Linked DNA regions of Homo sapiens: region 1 is linked to region 2. Evidence: read pairs that join two places in POLR2A ChIA-PET (ENCODE). Cell type or tissue: B cell. All regions are shown on one strand.

Region 1 (5,000 bases), 300 kb before region 2:
CTTCCTTCTTTCCTTCCTTCCTTCCTTCCTTCCTTCCTTCCTTCCTTCCTTCCTTCCTTCCTTCCCTCCTTCCCTCCCTCCCTCCTTCCATCCTTCCTTCCTTCCTTCCTTCCACTCAAGTATCAGTTTTCCTTCAATATCTTCCCCAATCTCTGACCTGACACAGATACCCCTTCTCTGGGCTCCCACAGGCCCATCCCCCACCTCTAGCACAATGATCATTCTGCACTGGGGCAACCCATTTGCAGGGTCTCTCCTATCAGGCCTTGAGCACTGAGAGGCCCGGCCCCAAGGGACTCAGCTCTGTATCCCTGGGCCCATCGCAGGTTGCACTCTGAGGCCTGGCTCAGTCTTCCCCTTGACAAGCCTGTCTCTCAGGGGCATCTGACAGCTCAAAGCAGAAGCCCAATCTAACCTACACTTCTGAGGGATGAGGCTCTGTCCCCAACAAGCTGTGTGACCATTGGCATGTGATTTCTCCCTGAGCCTCAGTTTCCCATGAGTAACAAGATGAGGATGCCTGCCTTACAGAGATACTGGGAGAGTTAAATGAGAACCCAAACAAGCTCTGGTGTCAAAGAGAAACAAAAGCTTTTCTCAAACCAGGGAAAAAGTGATCAGAGAAATGAGTCTCTCCTTAAGGATGGCAAAGAGCTTTGAAGTGGTGCAGTTCTCAAGACAATACAGCTTGTTTATAGAGCTGTTTACAACATTTTCTTTAAAAGAAAAAAAAAAAATAGAGAGAGAGCCCAGAGCAGTGGCTCATGCCTGTAATCCCAGCACTCTAGGAGACTGAGGTAGGCGGATCACTTGACCCCAGGAGTTCAGCCAGACTGGGCAACACAGGGAGACCTCATTTCTACAAAAAATAGAAAATTTAGCTACACATGGTGGCACATGCCTGTGGTTGCAGCTACTTGGGAGGCTGAGATGGGAGGATCACCTGAGTCCAGGGAGATTGAGGCTGCAGTGAGCTGTGATAATGCCACTGCACCCCAGCCGGGGCAACAGAGAAGCGAGTGAGACCGTCTCAAAATAAATTAATTAATTAAAAAAAAAAAAGCCAGGTGCAGTGGCTCATGCTTGTAATCCCAGCACTTTGGGAGGCTGAGGTAGGAGGACAGTTTGAGCCCAGGAGTTTGAGACCAGTCTGGACAACACAGTGAGATCTCAACTCTATAAAAAAATTTTAAAAAGGCTGGGCATGGTGGCTCATGCCTGTAATCCCAGCACTTTCGGAGGCCGAGGCGGGCAGATCACCTAAGATCAGGAGTTCAAGACCAGCCTGGCCAACATGGCGAAACCCCGTCTCTACTAAAAAAAATACAAAAATTAGCCAGGTGTGGCAGCAGGTTCCTGTAATCCCAGCTGCTTGGGAGGCTGAGGCAGGGAGAACTGCTTGAACCTGGGAGGTGGAGGTTGCAGTGAGCTGAGATCGTGCCACTGCACTCCAGCCTGGGTGACAGAGTGAGACTCCATCTCAAAAAAAAAAAAAAAGCCAGTCATGGTGGTGTGTTCCTGTAATCCCAGCTACTTGGGAGGCTGAGGTGGGAGGATTGCTTATCCAGGAGATTGAGGCTGCAGTGAGTCAAGTTCACTCCAGCCTTGGCAACAGAATAAGACAAGATCCTGTCTCTAAAAACAAAAAACAAAAAAAACCCCAATGGTTATTGCTGAGTTAAAGATGTCATAGTGAGCTTGCTGGCTTTTCTTAAAGGTGCTAACATTTGAAACATAAATGCTTAATATATCCTTAAAATGCTGGAATAAACAACTTACTTATTCCCTTCCTACAGTAGTACGATTTTAAATAATGTAATTCCCAAGAGTGTTTTCTAAAAAACAAACCAACAATAAAAGCCACAGTGCAACTTGTGTGTTTGCTTGGTTCACCTTTGTCTACAACGCTGGCAGGTCAGTCCCTGGGGTAGGGGTGGTGTCTGGTCTGGCTTGTGGCTGGGTGTCCAGCACACACTGGGCCCTCAATTAACATTTTCTCATCAAATGGGGAACAAGCAAAAGTGTGAGTGAATGGGCTGGCCAGGGCGGCACCTGGAGCTCCTGGCCCCTTTCCAGCTCCTGGACTTCAGAGCTTTTCCTGTGCTCACCTGTCCCCCAGCTGGGGCTTCAGATGGAAACTCAGTTTCCTCACTGGTCTCATGGATGACTTCCTCCCACTGCCACACCCCACACAGAGGGTTGGAGAGATCAGCAGTTGCCACTTCCTGTTTCTGGGACAGAAGTTGTTTCCGAGGTCAGGGAGAGCCATATTAAGGTAGAAAACAAGGTCAGAGATAGAAATAGGTTTAGGTGTGCGGCTGAAAATAGGATGAGAGATAGAAAAGGGCTGGTGTGGGGCTGGGGTTGGGGAGTGGGCAGAAGCAGGAACAGGGGAGGATTTGGTGCCAGGACCAAGGTCTAGGTTCGAGATGAAGTTAAGGAGTGAGATGGTCATGGAGGGAGACGAGATAGGGGTGAGTCAAAGCTGGATCAGACTGGGGTCTGGCACAGGCCTGGGTCTGGCAGTGGGTTTGGGGTTAGGATCCGAGGTAGAGAGAGTTAGAGAAAAGCTAAGGTTGCGATAGGAGCCTCTGGCAGCAATGTGGGTTAGGGCTAGGCTGGTGTGAGGATCAGAGTAGGGAGATGTTTGGAGATTCTGCCTTGGTGGCCTGCAGCTTATTCCAGGGGTGTTAGGCCCACCTGTCGAATGGCCTCGATCTCCAAGCCCAGCGATGGGGGTAGCAGCTCGGTCCAGCCCACTCTTCTCAGCTGGGCCCCTTCAGGTAGCCTGGCCACACAGGAAGGAGGGAGGAAGATGGCCTCTGTGCCTGGTGGCCACTCAGTCAGCTCATGCTGGCCTCCCTTCCCTGCCCACCTTGGGGCTGGAGGCCAGGGTGTCCCTGCCCTTAGGCTCCCCTCCTGCCTCCTCCTACCCCTTGAAATTCCACTCACTCATCGGGCCCCTCATAGGTCTGACTCAGCTGCTCCTCCAGGCGTGAAATCTCCAGCCTCAGTTCCTGCAAAGGAGGAAGTGGGGAGCACATTTGGCTCTGCATTTTTCCCACCCTCCCATCCACCTCTGGGCTCCTCTTCCAGGGTTCTTTCCCCTTTCCTGACTACTTTGGGCTCCCCAGACACATACTGCCTAGGGACAAGGGGAAGAAAGCCATGACAGAATGTTAGGAAGCCAAAGAGAGAGAGCAACAGGAATCCAGAAGCTAAAGCACAGGCCAAGAGGCCAGGCGCAGTGGCTCATGCCTGTAATCCCAGCACTTCAGGAGGCCCAGGCGGGCAGATCACAAGGTCAGGAGATCGAGACCATCCTGGCTGACAGGGTGAAACCATGTCTCTACTAAAAATACAAAAAATTAGCCGGGCATGGTGGCACACGCTTGTAGTCCCAGCTACTTGGGAGGCTGAGGCAGGAGAATCGCTTGAACCCAGGAGGTGGAGGTTGCAGTGAGCCGAGATTGCACCACTGCACTCCAGCCTGGGTGACACAGCCAGACTCCATCTCAAAAAAGAAAGAAAAAAAAAAAGCACAGCCAAGACAATTAAAAGAAGGAAGGCAGAGGCAGAGATGCATGAAAAAATGAGACATAGATGGAAACAGACTCACAGACAGGCAAGAGAAACATGAGGGCTAAGAGACTGGTAAAGACCAGAGCCAAACAGAGAAGACTTGCCTAGGGAGACAGACAGCCTAGACCTAGAGGCAGAGACAGGAACCCACACGAGCCTCGCAGAGACACATAAAGATAAGGAGGGGAGGCTGGGTGTGGTGGCTCACGTCTGTAATCCCAGCACTTTGGGAGGCCAAGAGGGGTGGATTACGAGGTCAAGAGATCAAGACCATCCTGGCCAACATGGTGAAACCCCGTCTCTACTAAAAACACAAAAATTAGCTGGGCATGCTGGCATGCACCTGTAGTCCCAGCTATTTGGGAAGCTGAGGCAGGACAATCGCTTGAACCTGGGAGGCAGAGGTTGCAGTGAGCCGAGATTGTGCCACTGCACTCCAGCCTAGCGACAGAGCAAGACTCCGTCTCAAAAAAAAAATAAGATAAGGAGAGGAGGTGTGTGAGAAGACACCCACAGAGAATGAAAGTGAATGGAAGGAACAGAGAAAAAGTGAAAAGGCAGATACAGAAACAGAGGGGGAGACATGCAGTCATACAGTCATACATCAAGGATGGAAGAAGCAAGATGTGGCCACTGACAAAGAGGCACGAGGAGGAGAGGCAGCAAGTCCCAGAGATGGCAAAAGAGAAGTGGCGAGGGCCGCGGTGGGTGGCGAGGGCCGCTGAGTTACCTGCGTCGTCACTCTGTATTCTTCCAGGGTCTGGGCCAGGCTCTCCACATCGCGAGTGCGCTAGGAAAGCCGAAAGCCAAATGAGACTGGGACCAGTTCCCCAAAGACACTGGGGGTGGTGGTGGCGGGGGGACTGGCTGGGGGGTTAAGGGACAGGGTGAGCTTGAGGGAAGAGCTGGGGCACAAGGGAGAGCACCGGGCAGAAGGGCTTCTAGATCCCTGAGGGGTCACACTTGGGACCTGGGGAAACCCTCCAGTCTCTCCAGCTGCACATCCAAGGATCAGACCCAAGTAGGACTTCCCTTTCTAGACCAGGGGCAGGAAGTGGCTGGTGCACATGGAAAGCGAATCTCTTTCCCTCCCGGGGCCCCTTACCTCAGAGAGGATGGTGTCTCTTTGGCAAATGAGGTGTTCACACTCAAAGAGCTGCCGCTGCCAAGAAAGGAGCCGGTCCATCCATCCAGCCTCCCAGGACTCCCCTTGGTCCTGCCCTCCACCTGGCCCCACCTGTTCTCTCGCACCCCCACGTATTCAGCCTCCTGAGATGTTCCAGGACTTCAGGGATTTTAGGGATGCCTGGGTGGTCCTGGGAGCCTGACAGCTTGATGGAAGACCCTGCCCTTATCAGGCTGCAGTCACTAAAACCGGAAATGGGAAAAATGGCCCCGGGGTGGTGGAAAGTTGTCAG
Region 2 (5,000 bases):
CTAGAAGTCTTATAGTTGCAGTATCTGGGATATCTATGAAATATAGTAACTAGAGGTATGAAGTTCTTTTATTCCTAAGTCATTTCTTCCAGGGTCAGTTTTTCTATTTATCTTGTGGTCTGTTTTTCCTCAAATGTCTGGGTATCCTCCGTTGGTTAAACTGAAGCCATTAAAAAGCAGACTGAAATCCTGCGTGTCAGTCACAGACCCTCTGAGTTATCAGGCCAAGTTTGCCTTCAGGCTGAGACGCTTCTACAAGACACAAGCAGGTCTGAACACAAGCAGGTTTGCCTAGGCACCCCCGGCCCAGCTCCCAGGCATCCTGAGTGCCAACAGGGAGGCCAACTGTTCTGTACCCCGCTCTCCCTCTGGCCTCCCACCCTTGCTCTCCTGGAGCTGCAGCCTTGGCCCTCTAGGGTTCTGCAAGGCTGACAGGCTTCCTTCCCTGCACTCACCAGACTGAAGTGTTCTCACCACCAATGTCTTTAATCTTTTGTCCAGGAATCTGCTTGAAATCTCAATTGCTGGTGGAACCTCTTCTGTGTTTCTGCTCGTTGCTCCTCTGTCACTACTTATTATGATGTGGGTCCACCCTTCCTGCTCTGCCCCGTCTCACCCGTGCCCAGTGTATTCTGCCTTTCCTCACCCTGTGTGCCGCTCTCCCTTGCAGATGGTAGCTTCCCTTGCATATTCAAAACTGCGGCTTCCCCTGAGTAATCAAGCCCCCTCCTAATTCCCAGCCCCCCACCAAGACAGGGGTATGGTCAGCCCTGAGGAATGTGTGGCAGAGATGAAAAAGAAAAAAGGGTGAAAAACACAAGGGAGACAAGGAGCCCGAGAGGCCGCCTCACCCCACTTTCAACAGCTCTGGCTACTGGGCAGAGCCAGCCTCATGTCCTAACGCTCAAGTTTTAAGTACACCCTGGAAACCAAACCAAGCAGGGCTATCAAGTCAGGAACAACCTTCTGGGGAAAACAGAGCAGTGAGGAAGAAACCGAGGTGCCCACTATCAACAGGAAATTAATTTTATTTTTAAATCCAAGGGGCCAGAACAAATGAGACACCTACCCTTGGAGGACAAACTCAAGTGGCCAAGGTTGGGGGAGGGGATGACAGCAAGGGGCTGGGCAGGAACGCGTCCAAACACAGCAGATGGAGAGGACGACCTCTTCACTCCGGCGCAGCCTCCATCAAATACCCATTCTCCGGAGCCAGGTAGCCGTCGCCGCCCTCAGACTCCATGTACATGTCTCGGCTGTCGTTGCCCAGACCCTCCAGCCCGTTGTCCTGGCCACCGCCCCCACCTCGGGCCTCATCCCTGCCCCGCTCACTGCCCCGCTCCCCCCGTTTGTGCTCGCGGTCACGGTCACGGTCACGATCCCGGTCCCGGCGCCGCTCGCGCTCGCTCCGGTGGCTCCGCCGTCGCTCCCGGTCACGATCCCGGCCCTTTTCCTCTGGACCGTCAGGGCCGTCAGGCCCGAGCTCCCCTGGAGGCCCATCATCAGGGGGCGCGTCACCCGCCTCGGAGGGCTCCGCCATGTCGCCACCGCCGCCACGCAGCTCCTCCTTGCGCTCCCGCTCCCGCCGGGCCCGCTCCCGACTCCGGCTGCTTCGCCGCTTCCGGTCCCGGTCCTTGTCCTTGCTCCGCTCCCTGGAGCGCCTCCGCTCCTCCTTGTCGCGACTCCGTGAGCGCCTCCGCCGGTCCCGGGAGCGGGAGCGTCGCCGTTCTCGCTCCTTGTCTCGCTCCCGGCTCCGCTCTCTGCGCTCCCGCTCACGGTCCCGGTCCCGGTCCCTGTGCGGAAGCGGGGAGGGGCCGGGCCTGGATGAGGTGGGCAGACCTGTGTGGCTGGGCTCCCCCCGTGACCGCCCCCCACCCCAGGACACCGGTCGCCCAATCTTACCTCTCATCGTAGCGGGAGGTGTCATCGCGGCCTGAATGCCGGATGTTCACATCAGCCCCTCCTCTTCTGGTACCACCGAGGCCTCCTCCTGGGGCAGGGCAGACGGACAGAGGGTGAATCTGGGCAGGGACAGGGCCCGGAGGAGCAGAAATGAGCCGACTCCAAGAGCAAAGGGCAGGAAGGCAGCCCCTGGCTTAGTGTTCACAGGGCCGGGTCCCCCCGTGCAGTTCATCCCGCGCACTCCCATCACAAGACAGCCACGTCTTCTCTAATTAACTCACACAAAGCGTTCGCTAGGCAACAGCCGTTACTGGAACCCATGTCTGGCCCCAAAGCGCATCATCTTAACCATAGCGCACTTCACAGCCTCCTCAAAACCCTCCCTTCCAATCATCCTCGCCCTCACAGAAACCCGAAGCCAATGATCTTTCCACCCAAAAATGTGATCTGCTTAGAAGCCTTTGCTGGCGTCCCCCAGCCTAAGGTCCAAACTCCTCGTCAACTGGTGGTAGAGGCAGCAAGAGCGGGCCCTGCTAGCGTCTGAGCCGCGGCTCTTGGCTGCGTGTCCCAGGCCTTTCCCAGTGTCCCCACGCTCACCTTCCTGCCAGTGTCTGTGCATTCTCCTTGCCCTGGACTGGTCTCCCCTTCCTTCTCTGGTGAACTCACGCTCACCCTTAACGCTAGCCCGAACATCCTTTCTCGGGAAGTCTCTCCTCACAGTCCTATGTACTCACAGTTGCAGAAACGCTTCCTTCCCCTGGAGTTTCAGGTTTGCTACCTGAGTCGACCCCTACCTGCCTCTCCCACCAGACTGCAGGGCACCGGAACCGTGGGCATGCCCAGCTCTTGCTCACGGTACCAGCAGGTGGCGCTGCAGCTGGTATAGAAAGGTGGATGTGTGTGTGTCAAGTGAATAGATAGATGAACAGCCCCAAGGCACAGATGATAACCTCATGGTTCTGATGGGGAAACAATCTCAGATCAAGTCACTGGCCCACAGTGACTCAGCAAAGAAGGTGCAGAACTGGGCTGTCACTGCCGTCTGCTGCAAAACCTGCCTTCTCAAGCGCTCCTCTATCTCGCACTGCCTGGAAAAGCTTCCGTGAGGCAGGGCTGAGTTCTGTATAGAAAAGAGGCTGCAGGGAGACATTCTTATAGAAGCAGGCAGCGGACCAGGCACCTGCCATGTCACAGGCACAGGGCAGCTAGACTAGCCTTTCCTATATTCAGGTCATGACCCAGAAATGAGTCCCATCATCAATCTGATGGGTTGCAACCAACATCTTAAGAAACAAAACAGCAGAATACAACTATATACTTACTACATAGAAAAAACTGTTTCCTCAAACTTTAGGTTACAGTATTTCTGCGGGTGCACCGAGTCAAGATGTTATTGGCTAACACCAACAAAAAGTTTGAATGGCAATTGAACTAGAAGATTCTGAGATTCTGGAAAGACTGAGATTCTAGCATTTTCCCGCCCCAACAGGAAACAGCAGAGCTATAAGAACCCACTCCACCCCAGAGAGACCAGAGTAAGGTAAGAACATGCCTGGTAAGCTCCGAGGCTCAGCAGCTGAGAGCGTGGTCTCCCTAGCACAGGCGAGTCCAGAGCCAGGACACAGGGCTGGGAGGCAGGACAGGAGCCCCAAGTGGCTACTACTGCCTGGGTGTCTGCCCAGGGACCATCATCTTCTCTGACAACTGTCACTCAGCTTTGCAGGATTCAGTCCTCAATAAGCATGCCTGAGCAACAGGACCCCAGGCCCAACACTGAGTCAATCAAATGTGCCCACCCCGAAACAAGAGACTCATCCAGGACTGAGTGTAAAGCTGGGGCCTGTGGCCTGCTGCGCTGGGCCAGTGCAAAGAGGCATGGGACCGACCTAGCTGCATGGAGGCAAACGAGGCAGAAGCAAGCTGTGGGCTGTCACACATCACAGGTGGGTCGCCCCAGTTTTTTTGTTTTTTGTTTTTTTTTTTGAGACAGAGTCTTGCTCTGGCACCCAGGCTGGATGGAATGCAGTGACTCTATCTTGGCTCACTGCAACCTCTGCCTCCCAGGTTTAAGCAATTCTCTGCCTCAGCCTCCCGAGTAGATGGGATTACAGGCACCCGCCACCACGCCCAGTTAATTTTTGTATTTTTAGTAGAGATGCGGTTTCAACATCTTGGCCAGGCTGGTCTCGAACTCCTGACCTCATGATCCACCCGCCTCGGCCTCCCAAAGTGCTGGGATTACAGGCGAGCCACCACGCCTGGCCTGGTTGCCCCAGCTCTTAACAGCGTCAGCTACCAGGTTCTCAGGTCCACGGACATCACATACCTCCGAACTCCAAAGGATGCCCATGATTCTACATCAACAGGGCCCTTTATGTTTCAGGAAGCTCAAGTTTATTTCTGATACTTGCAGCCAAACTGACCTTGCCTGAGACAGCAAATGACAATGAGGAGACCGAATGCAGGAGGCTCAGAGGGCAGAGGCTGCCTCTGTGTTGCTCAACTAGAAGCCCGGCACACAGCTGGTGATCCAATAGGTACTTGCTGAATCAGTAAAAGAGTGAACAAGAGCAACAGCAAGCAGCAGAAGCAGATGAGCGAGTGACATTTACAACCCCAGCATGCGTCACTGCCAAGCTGGGCGCCCAGTACACTGAGCTCAGTGAACTCGGGGTTATTTCCACTAAGAGGAGTACAATGAGGCAGGAAAAGGGGACCCCCAGCTAGCAAGGGCGGACGCCAGCATGTGGGCTCAGGCCTCTCCAGGCTGGTGCCCCTGCTCCTCACAGTAACCCAGAACGAGGAGGCAGGCAGCTGTCAGAAATGTGATGGCCACAAGAGAGAGAAGCCGGAGATGAGGACGCGATGGGAGAGGTGGGCCGGCAGGAGACAGAGAAGCAGAAAGCAGCAGAGAAGGGAGAACAAGGCCACCAGGCCCAGGGCCCCCGAGAGCCCGTCGAAGGCAGGATGTGCTCACCTAGCCGCCGGGGCCTCCAGCCCTTCACGGTTCGGCCCCTCTCCACGTCCACAAGGACCCTCCTGCCATCAATCTTCTTGCCATCTGCGTGTTTGTAAGCGGCTGTAACAGATGTGGGGAG

The links. Peaks named below come from ENCODE experiments on the same cell type or tissue, not always from the same donor. Only the 100,000 strongest peaks of a DNase experiment are listed, where the experiment ranks them.
Region 1: POLR2A ChIA-PET joins it to region 2 with 7 read pairs; 1 of 35 experiments calls an interaction of 5 or more read pairs at or near these places.

The regions. Positions count from the first base shown.
Region 1 is chr19:49,406,984-49,411,983 of GRCh38, reverse strand. KASH5 (KASH domain containing 5) reads right to left here. Exons shown (of 20, transcript NM_144688.5): 11 at 4,688-4,744; 12 at 4,313-4,372; 13 at 2,953-3,017; 14 at 2,701-2,788; 15 at 2,109-2,231. Among named protein-coding and RNA genes, the nearest start is that of PTH2, 14 kb to the left of the region's middle. RefSeq lists an enhancer at 2,963-3,012. In B cell, no CTCF peak of the experiment used is centred here; DNase peaks (open chromatin) are centred at 2,203 and 2,989; H3K4me3 peaks cover 1,096 bases; H3K27ac peaks cover 1,297 bases.
Region 2 is chr19:49,104,615-49,109,614 of GRCh38, reverse strand. It overlaps SNRNP70 (small nuclear ribonucleoprotein U1 subunit 70), which reads right to left. Exons shown (of 10, transcript NM_003089.6): 8 at 4,880-4,981; 9 at 1,903-1,990; 10 at 1,011-1,820. The coding sequence ends at 1,172. Among named protein-coding and RNA genes, the nearest start is that of LIN7B, 7.3 kb to the left of the region's middle. RefSeq lists an enhancer at 1,978-2,819. In B cell, CTCF peaks have their summits at 2,547 and 2,751 (motif pointing right); DNase peaks (open chromatin) are centred at 2,774, 4,479 and 4,694.